2 separate regions of the Homo sapiens genome follow, and region 2 is linked to region 1. The links are chromatin contacts, found by Hi-C or POLR2A ChIA-PET in ENCODE. All regions are on one chromosome and are shown on one strand. The core of a region is the stretch at or near the end of the contact, and the rest is flanking DNA. Distances in the headings are between cores, read along the strand shown.

Region 1 (3,818 bases), core at 998-3,497:
ATTCCAGGCCCAAGTAAGCTTGGGAACCATTTTATTAAACACAGTAAAATAGATTTATTTGCAACAAAATTTCTCTAAGCTTTTAATATGCAAATGCACACTGAAAATTCTCCAAGGGGGTGGGTATAAAAAATATACTATATTTCCCACACTTATTAATAGAGAGCATTTGGGGAAATGCAGTTCTAATGTTTTTGTTTGTTTGTTTGTTTGTTTGACCAGTGGAACTTGGAGAAGGCTTCACGGAGAGGATATTTGAGCAAGGCTCAATAAAAGTTGAGTAGGAGTTTGTCAGTGAAGACAGGAAGTCTTAAGGGAGACCGATTAGAGTTCTATGCCAACTATGCTCAGGTCACTCTGCATGTACCGTTTCACTTAGTCTTCAAAAGTCCTGATGTGGGGGACAGAGCCAAAGAGGTCATCAAAAACCTCTAGAGACTCCTAGAGGTCTAGCCCCTCCCTTCTTGAATCACCTTACATCTGGGCCTTATTCTCCAAATCTTTACCTTTAAGTCCTGGCCCCACTCAACCTGGCCTCTACTCTGGCTTAAATCTAAACTTGTTGTAGAGTATCCGGACCTGATCTCAGTCTTAACCCCTCATACACCTTGGCCTAACCCTCGGTACTCAAACCTGCCCTCTCAGCACTTTGGCACCCTAACTTATACCACTCTATTAGGTTTCACCCTCACCTGTCCAGCACATTCTAGCCCCCGTACTCCTCTTAGTCCTGATGCACATCTGATCCGGTCTCCGCCCCCACAGAACCCCCAGCCTGCCAGAGCTCAGCTACCCGGTTTAATACAGACCCATCCTCGCGACCTCGCCCTCAGTCTGACAGTGGCCCTGCCTTTGCCCAACTCTGATTCCGGTTCGTCCACAACCCTGCCCCAGCCCAGTATCTGGTCCAGTTCTGATCTCACTTGTTTCCGCCATCCCATCCGCATCCCCGACTTCTCCCTAACCGCGGACCAGCCGGTACTCCAGGTCTGTCTCAGATCCCTCAGGGTCCGGACTGCCCAAGGCCCCGCCCCCACGGCCCCGCCATGCGGCGGCCCCGCCCCTCCCTGCCCCGCGTTACTCCTGATAGGGCCCTGACCTTGCTGGCGGCCCCGCCCCAGGACCATTCTGACTGGGCCTGGCCCGCGGTCCAGCCCTGACCCCACCCCCCGCCCGGCCCCACCTCCAGCCCGGCCCCGCCCCTTCCCCAGGCAGGCCGGGTAGCGCACCTGCAGCTCGTCGAAGGCGTCGTCGATGCCGGTGACCTGATGCTGCTCGTGCAGTGCAGGCTCGTCGCAGAAGAAGCAGAGAAGCGCGCGGTCCGTGAGGCAGAAGAGCTTGACCTTGTCGTGCGCCTGGCAGGGTCGCGCGGCGCGGCGCGCGTTGAGGATGGCGTCCAGCGGGAAGGAGCTGTAGCGCTCCACGATGTTGGCCAGCTTGAGGCTGGGCGCCAGCGCGGGCTCGGCGAACGTGCGCCGGCACTCGGGGCAGTCGCGGGCGCCCTGCGCCTCCTGCCGCACCCAGTGCTCCGTGATGCAGCGGCGGCAGAAGTAATGCTCGCAGCCCAGGCTCACCGGGTCCTGGTAGATGCTCAGGCAGATGGAGCACAGCAGCTCGTCCTTGAGGCTGCACGCCATGGCGCCAGGGGCAGCAGAGAGGGGGGCCCGAGGGGCAGGGGGGCGGCTGAGAGAGCGCGGCGCTGTCGGAGGCAGCACCGAGGGCTGGGCGCGGGGACGAGGCCCGCACAGGCAGGGGTAGGAGCTACCGGAGAAGGGAGGGGGTGCTGTCCGGAAGGAGGGTAACGCGAGGAAGGGGTGCGCGGCTGAGACTCCGTGGGACGCCAGCCCGGGAGGGCAGTCTAGAGGTAGTGGGCAGCTCAAGGCGATGGGCGCTGGGAGGAGGCTGTGAGCGGCTGAGGGACGGAGATCCTGACGGGGAGGTTCTAGGGGGCGGGGCAGTCCTAAGGGATAGGAGCTGGGAGAAGGGGATCCCGGAGCGGGGTGGAGCCCTTAAGGGGGTCGAAATCCCGGGGTGGGGGCGGTGCGGGGAGGGCGAGAAGCTGGGGATGGGGAATCCTGGGGGAGGGGGCAGCCAGGCCGAGCCGTACATTGGCTGTGACCGGCAGAGAAGAGGAGGGGTGCCGGCCCGCTCAGCTGCCGGATCCCGGCCCCAAACCCTGGCCCAGCGCGACCCCTTACCCCCGCGAGCTTAGCAGCCACCGCTTCGGTCCAGCGCAGCCTCTCAACCCGGAACCAGCCGAATCCGAGCTGCCGGTGGCCGCGGCTGCCTCCCCGCCCCCGTGGGCGGGACCCAAGCAACTCCGCCCCCGCAGCGGGCGGGGGAGGGGCGGGGCCACCAGCCGGTTGACCCCGCCCCACCCCCACCATCCTCCAGCTCCCAGGGAAGCGAAGCCCAGCTGTTCCTTCGGGGTGTGTACTTGGAACTGCATCCAGGTCTCGCTTAGGGTCCCCGCGGCGAGGCGGAGCAGCTAATTTGAGAGCACAACAAATAAACAAGGAGCATCTTTCTGGATCATCGATTTGAAGATGTAGAAAAAATCATATTTTGTATTAAAACGAACAAGAATATATTTGGAATACAACTTCTGCATAAAATATAAAGATAAAACTCTTGAAATGCCCTGCTTGCTTAGAGCGAGTTCAAGGCCCTCACACTCCTAAGCCCTGGGGTCCCATTTCCTCTTCACTTTCTTAAGGAGTGCTTGGGGAGAAGTTTGGAAAGCCCTGGCTAACATCTGGCCCCGGAGGCTGCCTCCATTGGCAAACAATTCTGGAGTGCTGTATTTGTGTGTGTGTGTGTGTGTGTGTGTGTGTGTGTGTAAGGCGGTGAGGGGTGGAGCAGGAGAGAGGGAGAAAAAGTAATAGGAGAACTTGTCTTGTGTGCCAGATGGAGAGGGGATAAGGGATTTCTAGGCAGAGGAGACAGCCTGTGCAAAAGCATAGAGGCGTGAAAGGGGAGGGCGCAGTGAAGGAAGTGCTAGTAATTCTGTACTGTTGGGGGTGGGGTGGAGAAGGAGCCTGGGTGGGCTGGAGGGCATTGTGGGTCATGGTAAAGAATTTCTTGAAGGCATGGGGCTTTCAGGCAAGGGAATGACCTGGTCCGATTGGGTTTCAGGAAGTCTTGGAGATAATCATTATACCATCTGCAAGGTGAAGAAGACAGGGAGCTTTTCCAATGTGTCTGCGGATGCACAGCACTCAGCACACAGTAAAGGTGTGTAGCTGAATAACCGCATCAACGCCCTGGGTTGCAGGAGGAAGGAAAGACTGGGCACCCCTAAGGTGCTGTTGTCATCGTGCCTGCAGGAGGTGAGACCCGAACTGGGGCCTCAGCAGTGGGTAAGGAGAGAAGACTAGGGTATTGCAAGTACAGACACGGTGACATTTGGTGATGGTTGGATACGGGGGTGAGGGAAATGAGCCATAGAGGGTGGCTACCAGTTTCTGCCTCCTCCAGAAATATCTTCATTGGTGTTAAACTTTATTGAGGTACAGTTTATGAAAAAGCTCTCAGTTTAGTTCTCTATGGTTAACACTTTCTCCATCACACCCTCATCTGGCCCAGAATCTCCATCATTGCGAGAAAAATAGTTGGTTGCTCATGCAACAGCAGTTTCTCAACATTTTCTTATGGGCAGAGCCCTGATTTTGGTCAGGTGGCCCCCTTCCCCAAGTGACCCAAGGAAGGCTGACCCCAGCCCATTTCCAGGAGTGAGTCTTGTTTGGTCCAAGTCCATTATGGTGGTCTCATGGAGTGAGTCTTGTTTGGTCCAAGTCCATTATGGTGGTCTCATTCCT
Region 2 (3,601 bases), core at 539-3,038, 290 kb before region 1:
AGGAAACTGAGGCTCACAGATACATATATGTCCAAGGCTACACAGTTAGTGAGTAGTTCAACCAGGACACCACTCCAGGTCCATCTAACTTTAGAAACTTGAGACTACCAGACCCCTCTATTCATGTGCTGGTCAGACAGGTAGTGATATCCAGTCACAACTGTGGCTACCATTCATTGAGCAGTTACTACAGACCGGGTCTAATGCTAAAGGCCCTGCTGATTATCACCACCCCACACTGCCCAAGCATCCCTCCAGCAGCTAAGAGGGAACAGGTACAAATCGAGTCTCTGCCATCAATTTCCTTCTGAGCCTCAGTTTCTTATCTGGAAAATGGGGATCATGATACCTGTTTTTCAGGGCTTGCGTGAGGTTTAGAAATAGTGCATGTGAAGTACTTGGCACAGAGCGGGCCCCTGATAAGTGGTACTTAGTATCGTTATTCCAGGCAAAGACTGTAAATGCTGGAGAATCTGAAGGGCCAGGGGTGTTTGGCTGTTGGCAGAATCACCCAGCCAGGGGAGACCTGATGGAGGAGGGTCAGCAGTGGACAGATTGTAAAGCGTCTTAAATCCCAAGGGCTGAATGGTTTGAACTTGGTACAGAGGGCAGTGGGAAGTGCCAATGGCTTTTAAATAGGGAAGTCCCTGCCTGGTCCCAGGTTCTGGGGATATGGGCATTAGCTAGACGTCCATGTTTGCAGGAACAACCCTGCAAAGACATAATTACTTCTGGAGAGATGTCTGCAAAGGAAAAGTCCGCCAGGCTCTGGGCCCATATGCACCCTGACCCAGCCTGGGTTGGAGAAGACCTCGCTAAGAAAACAGCTTGTAAACTGAGCCCCAAGGAGAAGTGGGAAGCAGCAGCAGGAGCTGGGTGCAAGGCGGGCCTAAGAGGAGGCCTGTGTGTGACGGGAGTGAGGGGGTGGTGTGCAGGCTGGGGACGTAACAGTGGAGATCTGTGTTCGGAAAGAGCTTTCAGAGGCAGCATGGGGGACAGACCCGAGGGACAGAGGCTGGAAGAGACCAGTGTGGAGGCTGAAGCTGGATCTGAGGCAGCAGAAGTTTATGGGATGGGAGAAGGGAGGCTTCTTGGAGGAAGTGTCGGTCGGGTAAAGCTGGAAGATTGAGGAGACAGGTTCGGTCCTTGAGCTCCAAGGCACTGCGACCCAGGCTACAGGCCAAGCCCTACGTGCTCTGTACATTTAGCGCAAGAACTCTCTTTCACGTCGCCTCGGGAGCTACTGCACGTGGCGGCTGCCGCCCTCTGCCCAGCCCAGCCTAGCCAAGCCTGGCGGTCCCTGCCCGCTGCAGATGCTCATTTGCATTCATTTGCATACTGTTCCCCGCCCCTCTGGGCCCAGCTGCCTCTGGCCCTCCAGCCCGCGCCGCGCCCCCTGCCGGCAGCAGACGGCCCCGCAGCGCAGTGCCGCCCCCTTGGCCCGGCGCCCCCTTTCGACCACCGAGCGCGGGCCGCCCTGGGCCCGGGTGCCAGCCCGGTACTTACCCCCGACGCGCGTGCCCCGGGGCACGCGCTCCTGAGCCCGCCGCTCCAGGCCCTCCACTGTCGGGCCCCGGTGTCCTCCAACATCTCTCCTGACCCCTGCGCCCGCTCGGAGCTTCCACCTGCGGCGCCTTTGCTCCTTTCCCACCCAGCCCTCCAAGGGAGCGCGGCAGGGCCCGCCCGATAGCCCTCTCTTCTGGGAGGCCTTCCCGGACACGCCTTCCCGAAGCCCTCGGCTCCCCACGCCTCCGTGATTCCCCACTCCACCTTGCCCAGGCGGGGGCAGCAAACGTCAGAGAGCCCGGGGGCGCCTCTGAATCTTGCGGGTGGGGGCTCGGGCAGGCTCCTCTCACTCCCCGCCTCCCCTCCCGCCCCCAGGCCATTTACAAGATGGTTTCGTCCGTGATGAAGATGCCGGAGGACGAGTCGACCCCGGAAAAGAGGACTGAGAAAATCTTCCGCCAAATGGACACAAACAACGACGGTGAGGGGCAGGGGCGGGACGGGGTGGACGGGGCGGGCGCCTTTCCCTCCCTCCCTCCCTGCCTCCCTTTCCCGCTCCGCCTCCCCTCGCTAGGCTGCCGCCTCCTCCCCCATCACCGCTCCCCTCGCCCTGCAGGCAAGCTGTCCTTGGAGGAGTTCATCCGCGGGGCCAAAAGCGACCCGTCCATCGTGCGTCTGCTGCAGTGCGACCCCAGCAGCGCCTCCCAGTTCTGAGAGGAGCCAGGTTCCCCTTCCTCCCTCCCTTCACCGGCCCCCTCCCGGCTCTTAGCTTCCACTCCCTTGTGTGTATTCTGGCTGGGGGCCAGATTGGGGAAGCCCTTCTCCCCGGGTCTGCCCTGTGGGGGGCTTCCGGAAAAGGGAACCCTGCGGTACCCCCAGGCCAAAGCAAGTAAGCGGTTAGCACCCCCCAATCCCAGAGGCAACAATAGAGACACAGGCTGGGTTGGTCTGCCCCTCAGTCAGGCCCCCTTACCCACCCACCAGCCCCAAGGCCCGACCCCTCCCCCAAAGGGGCAGTCCCCTTCTTGCAGGTCTCAGCTTGCGGGGTGGGGGGAGTCATGCCCAGGGGAGGAGACTTTTTATCTGGAGGGGAGAGAAGGATTCTAGGGGTGTGGAGTTGGAGAAAGAGGCTTCCTTGAGCCACCCTTCCCACCCCAGCCCTTGCTGGTCCCTAGGCCAAGCCACCAAGTGAAACCTTCCAGGATACTAGCCCGCCAGCTGTGGGCCCCAGAAAGCCAGCCTGCCTTTTAGCACTTGGATACACACAGACCCACGGAGCTCTCTGTGTTTGGCCTCTCACACACACACAGGCCCATAGACAGATGGGCAGATGCACCCAGAGCCCCATGCACAGTGTCCTGCGTGGGAAAGAGACACGGTCCCCCTGGCTGAGCCCCTGTCCTCCCCTCTGTCCCCCCAACCGCCCCCCCTGCATGCAGCCAAATGGAGCATCTCTGTTCTTTTTAATAATTTCAGAATAAAGTCTCATTTCAGTGCAGTGGGCTGGGTGGTGGGGGAGAGGGTTGAAAGCCCCACTTGGGTCCCCGAGGGTCCATTGAGCCCTCTCAGGCCAGCTCCAGGAATCCTGGCCTGGTCACAGAGCAGAGTTGCTTGCAGGGTCCTAGTGGCCATCGGGCCTGGGCAGGACATCATCTCTCAGAGGGTCAGAGGCTCAGAGCTGGTGCAGCTCAGCAGGTCACGGCCCTCCACCAGCTCTGGGTTCTCCCGCATCTGCAGAGACACAGGAGGCTGCCAGACCCACTGGTTCTCAGCCTGGGTCTCCTCCTCCAGGACATCCGGGAAATGGAAGGAGGTGAGGGCTGGAAGGCTCTCTGGGGGCAAAGGGGCATCACTACCCACTCCACTGCAAGAGCCAGGCCTGACCTTTGCAATGCCCTCAGTGCGAGCCCAGACACCCCTGCCCCTCCCTCAAGACTCATCCTGGGCCCTAGGAGAGCCAGGTGTCAGCTGTGTGACTCTGCTGGGAGATCTCACCTCTCCCAGCCTCCAGGCCTCTCCCTTTGCTCCTGGGGAGAAAACTTCTGCCCCATTTCTCAAGGTGGGGGCCCATACATAGGGGTGGGGCAGAGCAGCT

The links. Hi-C counts contacts between places; a loop is a spot of excess contacts on that map. ChIA-PET counts read pairs that join two places held with the same protein, here RNA polymerase II (POLR2A). Pooled maps may share reads with other maps.
Region 2: a loop to region 1 is called in a pooled map, with 2.5 times the contacts of the local background. The contact joins the enhancer-like site here to the promoter of TRIM62 in region 1. A Hi-C loop is called at or near these places in 2 of 50 pooled maps. POLR2A ChIA-PET finds 5 or more read pairs at or near these places in 3 of 52 experiments (CD8-positive, alpha-beta T cell, CD8-positive, alpha-beta memory T cell and H1).

The regions. Positions count from the first base shown.
Region 1 is chr1:33,179,796-33,183,613 of GRCh38, forward strand. TRIM62 (tripartite motif containing 62) reads right to left here and starts at 2,248. Exons shown (of 5, transcript NM_018207.3): 1 at 1,230-2,248. The coding sequence starts at 1,637. It also overlaps a transcript of ZNF362 not described here. RefSeq lists an enhancer at 771-940 and silencers at 1,023-1,222, 1,813-1,882, 2,113-2,422.
Region 2 is chr1:32,891,643-32,895,243 of GRCh38, forward strand. HPCA (hippocalcin) reads left to right here. Exons shown (of 4, transcript NM_002143.3): 3 at 1,882-1,987; 4 at 2,123-3,004. The coding sequence ends at 2,220. TMEM54 (transmembrane protein 54) reads right to left here. Exons shown (of 6, transcript NM_033504.4): 6 at 2,953-3,237. The coding sequence ends at 3,163. Among named protein-coding and RNA genes, the nearest start is that of HPCA, 7.0 kb to the left of the region's middle. RefSeq lists a silencer at 1,351-1,530. Within about 2 kb of position 1,789, at least 5 of the 41 ENCODE cell types and tissues checked have a DNase peak (open chromatin) inside an H3K27ac peak, as active enhancers do.